2 separate regions of the Homo sapiens genome follow, and region 1 is linked to region 2. The links are chromatin contacts, found by Hi-C or POLR2A ChIA-PET in ENCODE. All regions are on one chromosome and are shown on one strand. The core of a region is the stretch at or near the end of the contact, and the rest is flanking DNA. Distances in the headings are between cores, read along the strand shown. Region 1 holds the start of ADGRL1 (adhesion G protein-coupled receptor L1). Region 2 holds the start of ADGRE5 (adhesion G protein-coupled receptor E5).

The links. A loop is a pair of places that touch in the nucleus more often than their neighbours do. ChIA-PET counts read pairs that join two places held with the same protein, here RNA polymerase II (POLR2A). Pooled maps may share reads with other maps.
Region 1: a loop to region 2 is called in a pooled map, with 2.9 times the contacts of the local background. The contact joins the promoter of ADGRL1 here to the promoter of ADGRE5 in region 2. A Hi-C loop is called at or near these places in 7 of 50 pooled maps. POLR2A ChIA-PET finds 5 or more read pairs at or near these places in 8 of 52 experiments (CD4-positive, alpha-beta T cell, CD4-positive, alpha-beta memory T cell, Caco-2 and 4 more).

What each region holds. Positions count from the first base shown.
Region 1 is chr19:14,201,610-14,207,500 of GRCh38, reverse strand. It overlaps ADGRL1 (adhesion G protein-coupled receptor L1), which reads left to right and starts at 1,332. Exons shown (of 23, transcript NM_014921.5): 1 at 1,332-1,516. RefSeq lists silencers at 539-638, 659-718.
Region 2 is chr19:14,378,307-14,384,561 of GRCh38, reverse strand. It overlaps ADGRE5 (adhesion G protein-coupled receptor E5), which reads right to left and starts at 3,118. Exons shown (of 20, transcript NM_078481.4): 1 at 3,017-3,118. The coding sequence starts at 3,038. RefSeq lists a silencer at 1,630-1,769.

The DNA of each region.
Region 1 (5,891 bases), core at 83-2,582, 180 kb after region 2:
AGCGCGCCAAATCCCTTCGTACCCGAGTCCAGTCCTCCTTTTGCCCGTCCCCCTTGCACGTCGCTGCCAGGAAGATGAGGGCAGCCCAAGTCGCCTCAGCCACTAAGCATCCCCCTTCCAGAACCCCCCACCATGCGAACCCAGGTCCCGGGAGTTCCGGGCCGGGTCTTGCTTGTTTCCACTGCGTTAGGCCTGACGCATTACTCCGTCTCCCGAGAAAGAATCCGGCCCGAAATTTGCGTGCCCCGGGTGCATTTGGCCATGTCGCATCTACCCCCCAACCCCCCGCTCCAACACCGTTCCTCCCATCTTTATCTAATCCAACTCGGGTTTTGCACAACCCTTCCAGATCTCCCCATTTGCGCCCTCCTTCCCCGGGCTCGGCGCCTTTCCTTATACTTCACTGGAAAATCCGCTCCGGGTCTTCCTTACGCCTGTCTCCCTTCCCCCACTCCCCGCTCCAACGCGGGGCTCCAGCACGTCGCTTTCCCTCTCCCTGCTTTTCCAGGGAGGAGGCGAGAGGAGGCGAAAGGAAGGAAAGTCCAGCCCGGGTTTTCGGGCCGGCTCCTGGGGCGCTCAAGCGGGTTGCGGCGGCCAGTCCCGGGCGGCGACTCCGGGCCGGGTTTTGCGCGCGCCCACCGCCCCCCTCCCGGAGCGGGTGCGCCGGGGAGCGGGGCGAGCAGGCGGCTTGTCATTGCTGGTGCCCGGCGCCGGCTCGGTCCGCGCGTCCTGCGGTGCCCACGGGCCCGGCCCGGCGCCCCCCCTCCGGCCGCACCGGGGGCGCGACGCCGCGGCACCCGCCTCCAGCCGCGCCGCCCCCCTCCGCCAGCTCCGCGCCGCCCGCCCCCAACCCGAGCTCCCCGCGGCCACTGCGGGGAGCCCGAGCCGTCGGCGCGGGAGCTGTCGGCGCTGCGGTGCCCCCGCCCCGCCGTCTGCCGAGGAGGCCCCGGCTGATGGGGCCGCGCGGGCCCCGGAGCGGCGCCGCCGGGCGGCGGGGGCCTGCAGGGGCGCCCCGGCTGCCCCGTTAACCCCTCGTCCACCGCCGGCGTCGGAGGGGGCTGGGAAGTCGCCTGGGCGCACACGTGCCGCCTCCGTCGGGGCCGCGGAGCTGCGGGGGAGATGCGGGCCGCTGCCGGCGCCGCCTCGGGGCGCTCCGCCTCGCCCCAGCCCCCGGCGCTCTGACGCCGCCCCCGCCCCACCGCCTCCCTCCCCGGGAGGGGCGCAGACCCGATCGCCCCCAGTCCCGAGCCTCCGCCGCCGCGAGGGGGCCGCCTTTGGATCCGTGTAATCCGCCTCTTTTTTTTCTTTTCTTTTCTTTTTTTTTTTTTTTCCTAATTTTTGGTCGGCGGCGGTGCTGGGCCAGGGGAAGGAAGGGACACGGAGGCCGCCCTCGTCCCGCCACCTCCTACCCGCTTCCCCCCAGCCCCGGCTCCGGGAGATGTGCCGGGCGGGGGGCCCGGGTTCGCCGAGCCGCAGGAGAGACACGCTGGGCCGACCCCAGAGAGGCGCTGGACAGGTGAGTGTCTGCGGGCCCAGGGCGAGGGGCGAAGCCGCACCTGGGCCAGGTGTGCGGGGCGCGTGGAAGAGGGGAGGCGGGAAGGATGGGAGGCCGGGGCCTGTCCTGGCCGCGAGGGGGGAGGGGACACGGGAGCCGCGCGGGGCACCGCACCTGAGCGGGAGGGGCGTCGGGGGCAGCCCGCACCTCACCCCCACTGGCGAGGGGCCTGGGAGGGGCGGCCCCCACGGAGCGCCCGGGGCGCGGGGGTGCGGACGGGCTACCGCAGGGTGCCTGGCGGGGGGAGGGGACCGCGAGTGTGCCCGCGCGTGGCTGCGTGTGCCCGCGCGCGCGCCAGCCTTTGTGGGGAAGCGGCGCGGCGGTGCCTGCGTGTCCCCGGTGCGTGTGCGCGCGGGTGCTTGGCGCCCTGTTTGTGTAGGTGTCTGGGTGTGAGCGGAGGGGGTGCGTGTGCGCGCCGCGCGCCGGCCCCGCGCCCCAGAGGAGCCGTGTCGGGGGCTGGCACCACAGGATGCTGGGCGAGGGGGTTGTTTTTCTCTGGGAGGCAGTGGCGCGGGGGATGGGGAGGGGTCCGTCTGGGTGTCCAGCCGGCCGCAGTCCGGGGGGCGCCGCTGTCAGGAGGAGGGGGTGCAGCCGGGCAGCACCTTCTCTCCGTGGTGCCGGGTTAAAGCACGGGAGGCCGGCAGGTTTGATCCACTCGGATTATTCGTGCTTTGAGGACAGCTCCCCACCCCCACCCCAGGTGCGCATTGGATTGAGCTGCGAGGGTTTGGTTGTCATCCTCCCATCTGACGGTCCTGGGACCCGAGTCCAGGCCTGAAGTGGTGGGGTGGGGGGATGCTGTGTTTGCTCCAGCCGTGTCCAGAAAATGCCCTCCCAGGTATCTCTCCAGTGCACCCCTGGCCCCCATCTGAAGACAGCCGCTGGCTACACACACCCCTGTCTCTACACTTCCAGTCCGGGTCCTCACACTGCCCCATCCCTGGCCAACACCTCACTGTACCTGCCTGGACCCTTTCTTCCTGTTCCAACCCCCATCCACCCCCAGCCATGCCAGCTGCGTGGGTGTTTCTGTATCCCAGTTCCAGGCAGGGCCCCCCCTTCCGCCTGGCTTCCACCGGACTCAGAGCTGGGGTCTGTCTTCCCACATCCCACTTCCCAACATGTGTGCCTGGGGGCAGGAGGGGGAGGGGTTCAAAATGGCTGCCAAGATGGCTGGCTCGCGCGCTCTCTCTCTCTCTGTCTGTCTCTCTCTCTCTCTCTCTCTCTCTCTCACTCTCTCTGTCTTTCTCTATCTCTCTCTGTCTTTCTCTCTTCCCCTCTCTGCTTGCCCGGCTCCCTTATCCTGGTAGGGAGTCACTGCTTAGAGGAGGTCGGATCCAGTGGGGCACACCTGAGGGTGAATGTCTATTCCGGGCCGTTGACCTCCATGCTGTTTGGGGACAGACCATTGGTTTCTGCTTCTCTCTCCAACACCCCAAGGGCTGGCATGAGTCTAACCTGACCCCAGACCCCACTCCTTCACCCTGGCTCACAGCCTGAAAGCTCCGTGCCCTCCACCTGCTCTCCAGGGCCTGGCCCCCTGAATTGATCAACCCCACGGAGGGTCCACACCCCTCATTCTCTTCTCCTGTCTGCCCCCGGCAGGGGACTCTGCGTGGGTCCCTGTCAGGCCCCAGCTTTGGGGGGCAGGTGACTTCTCCTTCCTCCCTGCTCCCCTCCCACTAATGCCAAATTTATTACTTAAAAGTAGGATGAAAACAGGGAGAATAAGAGAAGGATTACAACCTTCATTATCATATCGAGAAAATTATCCGTGATTTTCCTAACTAGCAATTTGTCTGCCATGCCGTTCAGAACTGACTTGCCCATTAATTACAGAGATGAAAAATCATCTGGAATTCGGAAAAGGGAACTAATTCCATGGCTGGCAGCGATCGCACCCGTGCACGGAGCCACATACGTGTGCGACATACGTGTGCGCTCACATGTGGGTCCCGGCCCTCCTGCTGGTCTTGCCACCATCTTCCTACCCAGCTTGGTGACCTCCCTCATGGCCCCGCTCGGTCCACCCCATGTGTGTGTGGCATCTGCTCTGGGACACCCCTGCAGGCCCTCTTTCTCTCCAAGGGGCGCCCATCTCAATCCCCACTTCTGGGCGCTTGCGTACCCCGTGATCACCCACGCTGATTCCTGCTCTTGGGGGTGTAGCTGGCGCCCAGGCTTGGGGAGGATGGGGAGCTGGGGACCAGCACACCTGGGCTGTGGAGCCTGCAGGGAGGGGGTGGAAGGGGGGGACTCGAAGCCCAGCTTCTATTCCCAGCCTGCCCAGGGGAGCCCTTTCTCCTGGGGGGCCTTGGAGGACCCTGTGGGCACGTTGGGGAGGAGCCTACAGGCGCCTCAGCTGCACGGGAGTGTGTTTGCATCCAGCAGTTTGGGCTCCTGGCGGGTGGCCTCTCCACCTGCATGTGAGGCTGTGTGACGCTTGCATCTCGGGGCGTCTGCGTCCTCCCTACCCTGCCAGGCTGGTGGCAGAGCATGTGTTGCTTCAGCCCCAGCGCAGGCATCTCGGTGGGGAGGGTGGCAGTGGGTGCCCCTCAAGAGGAACGGGAGGAGTGGGAGCACTGCCATCCCCGCCAGAGCATCGTCTTTGCCCTCCACCCCCTCCTTTCTCCCTGGCGAGACATGTGGCCAAGGACACACAAGGCTCTCGTTTCTGTGTGGGTTCCTCTCACGGATCTGATTTCCAGATGCCAGACACTTCCCCTCCTCCAGCCCCTCTGTGGGGAGGCAGGGGGAGGGGCTCCTGAGGCGGGGGTTCCCTGGGTCTGAAACCCTGACCCCAGTGACCCTGAAGGTGCCGTGGCAAGACAGACAGCTCCTCCCAGGCTGGGTTTGGGGCAAAGTGGTTGCTATTGGGCACCCTGATGGAAGGGGAGAGACGGGTCCTGGAGTGAGGTGGGAGGCCAAGTAGAAACATGGAGGGGGTCCCGGTGTCCCCAGAATCCAGATGTCTGTCTGTCTGTCTGCACCTGTGCATAGGTGTCCTCTGCCTGTGTGGCCTGGATGGTGATCTAGCCAAGGGTGCATGTGGCCACGTGACCATCAGACTCATCCGGTGTTCATAAAGGTCCCTCCTGTGCTGGTGTTTGTGTTTTGCAGAGGGGGTGGTCATGCTGGGGGAGGCAGGGCTGCAAGAAGGAGTAGCTGTCTGTGTGCACACATGGGGCTGTCTGCATCTTTTGTGCACCTGCAGTTGTGTGCTCAGGACTTCTTGGAGCAAGGCTGGGTGCACCTTGTCATGCAATCTGCACACACTTGCCTCCCCACCCAGCACCATGCAGGGGGCGCCATGGGGGGTGGTGGCCATGTCCTGTCCTCATGGAGCTCACACTCTAGCAACACATATGGGGTTTCCATCAAAGCTCTCCTATCAGCTGGGCGTGGTGGCTCATACCTGTAATCCCAGCACTTTGGGAGGCTGAGGCGGGTGGATCACCTGAGGTCAGGGGCTCGAGACCAGCCTGGCCAACATGGTGAAACCCCATCTCTACTACAAGTACAGAAATTAGCCAGGCGTGGTGGTGTGCACCTGTAGTCCCAGCTACCAGGGAGGCTGAGGCGGGAGGATTGCTTGAATCCAGGAGGCGGAGGTTGCAGCGAGCCGAGATTGTGCCACTGCACTCCAGCGTGGGCGACAGAGCGAGACTCATTCTCAATAAAAAAAAAAAACCCAAAACAAAAAAGCAAAACTCTCCTGTCATGTGAGTTGGGGAGAAGGCATGTGTGTCTTCTTTTCGAGGGTAGCCCCAAACTCTGACTGCAGTAGCCCACAGGCTTGGACTGTCCTGGGGTCTGGCCCTTCATGGTCTTTCTGGGCCATCTCCTCCCTCCTCGTTGCTCGTCCAGTGTGCTAAGTGTGATCCTACCCCGGGGCGTTTGCACTGGCTGTTCTGCCACGGAGGACCCTTCCCCAGATATTTTCGAGGCTTTTTCTCCCCCACCCTCTTGAAATATCACCTCCCCAGTAACGTTTACTCCCAGGCACCTTCTGCAAAGTCTCAGCTTCCCACACCCCTCCTGATGTTCAGTACAGCGGACGGCTTTTCACATAGTCTGTAATTTCCTGATGTTCTGCGCTTGTTTGTTTACTGTCTGTGTCTGTGAGGAGGATCCAAGCGCGCGAGGATGTTGTGATTTGCTTTGCTTTGGGAATCCCAGGTGTCAACAGTCATCACTGGCCCACAGTGTGCGTTCAAGAAGTCTTACCTGACCCAGGTGTGGTGACTCACACCTGTAAACCCAGAATGTTGGGAAGCCGAGGTGGGAGGATTGCTTGAGGACAAGAATTTGAGATCAGCCTGGGCAACATAGCAAG
Region 2 (6,255 bases), core at 1,869-4,368:
GTCCCTGCCGATCTGGGAATACTGGGGACCCCAATAATCCAGGGAGACCTGAAGGGGGGTGTCGGGCAGAGGGATGGGGACCAGGACAACGGCTGGGCATGAGTCACTTCCTGGGCCTAAGGGAAGGAATGACTCACCACTCATTTGCCCCAATTCAACCCTGGAGGGGCTTCCAGGGGAATTTTGGGGTCTGTTATGAGCACAGCTTCAGAGGGCGGGTGTTTGGGGTGCAGATTGGAGGTCCCCGGACCACTCAGCCACTGTGTTCAAATTTAGTACCCCTTAGGTGGGTGGAAGGCAGAGATCCCCACTCCCACCTCCACACTCCTTCCAGCTGGGTTAAACCAAGGCCGAAACCCCCCAGCCCAAGCCCGTACTCCCCACTTCTGTCAGGATTCCCCTCTTCCTCCTCTCTGGCCACAAGGCTTGGCTAGTTCCTCCCTCGGCCAGAACCCAGTTCCTCTTTGCAGAACAGACCACAAAATGACCTCCCCTGGCAGGACAGGATCTAGGCAGATTCATCTCTAACTCCCAAAGCCCCAGGTAACTCCTTTAAAGCTCAGAACCACTCTAGGAGGCAGGGGCTGTGTTGATGCCCATTCTACAGATAGAGAAACTGAGGCTTGGAGCCCAGAAAAGGATCAGGAGGAATCCAATAAACAGAAGAGGTTGGGGAAGGAGGAATTGAGGGATTGAGGTCCTCAGGGCCCTGGGCAGGGTTCCTTTGTGCCCCATCCCCTCTGCATGGGCTGAGCTGGGTTCTCTACTCCCACCGTGAGGCTACAGGGCCCAGCTGCCTCCATCTGGGGCCTTGGAAGTTGCCCAAACAGAAGCCGGGAGAGAAGCTGCTGTTCTGGTTTGAGTTCCTTCTGGTTTGCATTCTCTGGGCTGAGCCCTAAGTAGTCAGTTTCCTGCATTGAGATCCTGGGGTGGGGGGTGGTGGGGCAGTCACCCCTTCTTTAGGCTTCCTCCTAAGGACCCCGAGACAATTCCCCAGACCCACTAGTGTCTTACCAGAATTTAATAATCATCATAATTTATTATTTATTCATTTATTTTGAGACAGGGTCTCACTGTCACCCAGGCTGGAGTGCAGTGGCGTGATCTCAGCTCACTGCAACCTCCACCTCCCAGGTTCAAGAGACTCTCCTACCTCAGGCTCCCGAGTAGCTGGGATTACAGGCGCCCGCCACCACACCCAGGTAATTTTTGTATTTTTAGTAAAGACAGAGTTTCACCATGTTGGCCAGGCTGGTCTCGAACTCCTGACCTCTGGTGATCTGCTGGCCTGGGCCTACCAAAGTGCTGGGATTACAGGTGTGAGCCACTGCACCCGGCCTTATTATTAATTTATTTTTTGAGATAGGATCTTGCTCTGTCACCCAGGCTGGAGTGCAGTGGTGCAAACACAGCTCACTGCAGCTTCAACCTCCTGGGCTCAAGGGATCCTCCCACCTCAGCCTCCTGAGCCACTAGGACTACAGGCGCACACCACCAAGCCCGACTAATTAAAAAAAATTTTTTTTGGCTGGGCGCGGTGGCTCATGCCTGTAATCCCAGCACTTTGGGAGGCGGAGGCGGGTGAATCACCTGAGGTCAGGAGTTTGAGACCAGCCTGGCCATCATGGTGAAACCCCGTCTCTACTAAAAATACAAACACAAAAACTAAAACAAAAAACTAGCCGGGCATGGTGGCAGGCACCTATAATCCCAGCTACTCGGGGTGGATGGGGGCGAGGCAGGAGAATCGCTTGAACCCAGGAGGCGGAGGTTGCAGTGAGCCGAGATTGCACCATTGCACTCCAGCCTGAGCGACAAGAGCGAGACTTTGTCTCAAAAAAAAAAAAAAAAATTTGTTTTTGGTAGAGACAACGTCTCGATGTGTTGCCCAGGCTAGTCTCCAGTCCCTGGGCTCAAGAGATCCACCTGCCTCGGCCTCTCAAAGTGCTGGGATTGCAGGTGTGAGCCACTGTGCCCAGCCAACACTTTTAAAATGCTGTTTACCTAATTCTTACTGTGAACCAGGAATAGTTTGTGTCCTAACTCACTCATCCCTTAAAACAATCTAAGACGGAGACGGGTTGTGCTCCATTTTATAGATGAGAAAAGTGAGGCGCAGAGGCTCTCTGACTTGGCCCTGGTGACACAGACAGCCAGGGCGTGGAACCCTTGGGAAGCCAGGTCTTGGCAACTGCCCCCAACAAGTGTGCCCCCAAGAAACCCAAGGTGGGCTCTTGTCTCTCACTCTCAAGCCAAGGCGGGGTGCTGAGCTGACACCTGCCACTTGGGGCTGGCCCAGGGAAGCTGTGTCCCTGTGGTCCAGGAAGTTCTGGTTTTTGCCCCAAATGTCATTTCTTCACTCTCTTTGTTGCCCCGTTGCTTAGGCAACGAGCTACCCTGATAACCGTTACAGTCACCTTGGGTGGGGCGGGAAAGGGAGTCCCAGGAAGTCACAACAAAAATCAAATTCAAACCCAGAACCAGGCAAAGTCCCTTCGATCCGCAGCTGAGCCCCAGCCAGGTCTGCGGGGAGCAAGAACTGGGGTCTCTGGGGGCTGCCCCTGCTGCTGAGACTGCGAGGGACAAATTGGGGGTACCTTGCAGTGGAGAAGTCCTGGCTTCTAGCTTCCCCACCCCCGCCCATGTCCTTCTATGCGTTATATTAAGCACAGCGGCTCTCAGGGTCCCAGCACTCACTTTTTGCCCCTTTCCTTCCCCCGTGCCTCAGTTTCCCCTCTTAGGGAGCAGATGCCAGACTGGCTCCAGTAGAAAGCTTGAGGATCCCTCCAGGCAGGGTAGCAGGCTCCAAGAGCACCCTGGAGTTCCTGCCGGGGTGTGGGGGTGCCCAAGCACCACCAGCCCCTCTCGCCGTGTGCCCGTGAGTGCCTGCTTGACCATGTGGCTTCCTCTATCGCAGGCCCCACAGACACCAGCGGCGCCTCCCGTTTCTCAGACGCAGCCAAGGGGTCCCGCTGGAGCTTCCTCGCCCCTCCCAGCGGGGCCCCAAAGTACTTACCGAGAAAGACGCGGCCTCCCATGGTTGGAGCTGCCGGCAGGAGCGGCAGGGGAAAGAGTGAGTGGGACAGGGCTGTCCCGTCTCCACAGGCTAGGCAGCTGTGCAGGCTGTCCCGAGGCCAGGACTTTATGAAGGAGGGGGGGCGGACAGCCGCTGGCCCAGGGCCCTCCCCGGAACTGGCGGTGCAGCTGGAAGCCAGCAGGAAAGTGCAATAAAAACACAGACCCAGGGGCGCTGCATACACACACACACACACACACACACACACACACACACACACGTGCACTCAGTAAGAATGAAGTGCAACCTGCTTTCAAAAACCCTCTGCTAGAGTTTCCACCATGTGGCTCTGACGAACCCTTTGGCCTCTGTGTTGGGGCTGGCTGCTCTGAGGGGAAGGTGTGGCAGCCGGGCGGGGCGGTCTTGCCTGGGGCCACTTGGCTCTTCCCTGGGCAGGCGCAAAGGGGTCTTGTCAGAAATAGCTCTGGACGCCCACGCTGGTGGGACTCGCCCTGTGCCCAGAGCTTTGGCATGCCAGAGTTGGCAGAGCCTGCGTCCCAGCTGGCAGAACGTTTCCCTGCCATTTTCCAGATGAGGAAACAGGTCGGGTGCAGAGGCTCGCACCTGTGATCTCAGCACTCTGGGAGGCCGAGGCAGGAGGATCGCTTGAGCTCAGGAGTTTGACACCAGCCTGGGCAACATGGCGAAACTCTTGTTTCTACAAAATAAATAAATAAATAATCCAGGCTGGTGGCAGACATCTGTAGTCCCAGCTACTACTACTCAGGAGGCTGAGGCGGGGAGAATCACCCGAGCTGGGGAGTTTGAGGCTGCAGTGAGCTATGATGGTGCCACTGCACTCCAGCTTGGGTGATAGAGTGAGATCCTGTGTCAAAAACAAAAAGAAAGAAAGAAAACTGAGGCATTACAGTGTCCACATAAAAGCCCAGGGAGGGAGAAGGGGCCCTCTTCCGATGCCAGGCAGGTGCCAAGAAGAGAAGCTTCACCGCACAGAGCAGACCTCCTGGATCTTTCTGATCTTTCTAAGCCAGTTTCCCCCTGTGGGAAACTTATATTTCAGAGGCCTCTTCGTTAATCAACAGAGAATCATGTGATAGGAGGGTTCTTTCCTTTCTGGATAAATCACATGATTAGCTTGTCTCTTGAGCTACCTCATAATTTTTTAAAACGCTATTTTTTGGCTGGGTGCGGTGGCTCACACCTGTAATCCCAGCACTTTGGGAGTCTGAGGTGGGTGGATCACCTGAGGTCGGGAGTTCGAGACTCAGCCTGACCAACATGGAGAAACCCTGTCTCTACTAAAAATACAAAATTAGCCGGGTGTGGCGGCACATGCCTGTAATCCCAGCTACTTGGGAGGCTGAGGCAGGAGGACTGATAGAACCCAGGAGGCGGAGGTTGTGGTGAGCTGAGATTGTGCCCTTGCACTCAAGCCTGGGCAACAAGAGTGAAACTGTCTAAAAACAAACAAACAAACGCTATATATATTTTTAAGAGATCTTACTCTGTCACCCAGGCTGGAGTGCAGTGGCACCATCACAGCTCACTGCAGCCTCAAACTCCAGGGCTCAAAGGATCCTCCTGCCTCAGCCTCCTGAGGAGCTGGGACTGCAGCTGTGCACCATCACGCCTGGCTAGTTTTTTCTTAAGTTTTTTTTTTTTTTTTTTTAAGACAAGCTCTCGCTATGCTGCCAAGAAAATGCTATTATTTATAGAGCACTTAGTCTGCACCAGGCCTGGTCATAAGTTTGTTTTTTTTTTAATCTATTTTAACTCATTTACTCCTCAAAACATCTGCAATGATGTTGTCATTCCCATTTGACAGAGGAGGAAACTGAGGCACAAGTGACCTACCCAGCTGAGAAGATCCATAGGCGGGCAGCCCAGCCCCAGAGTCCCTACAATGAGCCCAGGGGAAAGTCTCTACTGGGCACTAACATGTCTTTAGCGCCTCCGTGACCCTGAGGCTTAGCAGGCGTCTGTGTCCAGCCAGAATTCAAGGACTTGGTTTTGAGTTCCTTATATTCACATTTATTTTTAGGTTTCCCTACTATTTGGGGCAATGAGGAGGGTTTTTCAGTGAGGATGCCGAAATCAAGTCTCCTTGTTACATGAATAAATTCAAGATGCAGAAGTGATGAATGCTAAGCAAAATATAGTTCAATTGTTCAAAGGGGGAGATTGCAGCGATGGGGAAAAAAAGTCACTAATCACTGAAGTCACAGAACTATTGTCCTGGGAATAATCAAACATCCCCAGTCCTAGAATTTACCCCTTCCTGTCCTGGGCTCCTGTGGGGGTGGCCTGGGCTGTGGGGGAGGGGAATGAACACCAGCAGAAGCTGGAAGGAGAGAGGGCCAGACCAGCTCTGGAGGGATTTTGCCCTTTTTTTCTCAGAAAGTCAGAAACTCCAGCTAGAACCCCAGGGCTCAACGTCCCTTCTCTGCAGATCAGATGGGCACGTCAGACAGCTGGTGTCTGCAGAATCTCAGGGAGGCAGGAGGCGCTTCCTGATGCCAGGGATTGTCCCTACACCCCTTCATAGTGATCATCGACACTTTTTTATTTTATTTTATTTTATTTTACTTTATGTTAGAGATAGAGTCTGCTGTTGCCCAGGCTGGAGTGCAATGGCACGATCATAGCTCATTCCAGCCTCAAACTGCTGGGCTCCAGCGATCCTCCCACCTCAGCCTCCCGAGTAGCTGGGATTCCAGGTGAGCACAACCAGGTCCTCATTTTTTAATTTTTATTTATTTATTTTCATTATTATTATTTTTTGAGACAGAGTCTCTCCGTAGCCCAGGCTGGAGTGCAGTGGCACGATCTCGGCTCACTGCAGCCTCCGCCTTCCAGATTCAAGCGATTCTCCTGCCTCAGCCTCCCAAGCAGCTGGGGTTACAGGCATGCACCACCATACCTGGATAGTTTTTTGTATTTTTAGTAGAGATGAAGTTTCATCATGTTGGCCAGGCTGGTCTCGAACTCCTGACCTCAAATGATCCACGCGCCTCAGCCTCCCAAAGCGTTGGGATTACAGGCGTGAGTCACCATTCCTGGCGGCTTTCTTGAGTCTCTCCAATACTTCTCACCATCTCCCTTCTTCCCTTGCAACAATCTGCCCTCGAGCCGCATTAGGCTGTCAGCCCCCTGAGTGACTTTTGTCTTTTTCTCTGCAGAGCACCAGCACAGAGCCTGTGCTGAGTGGGGCCCTATAT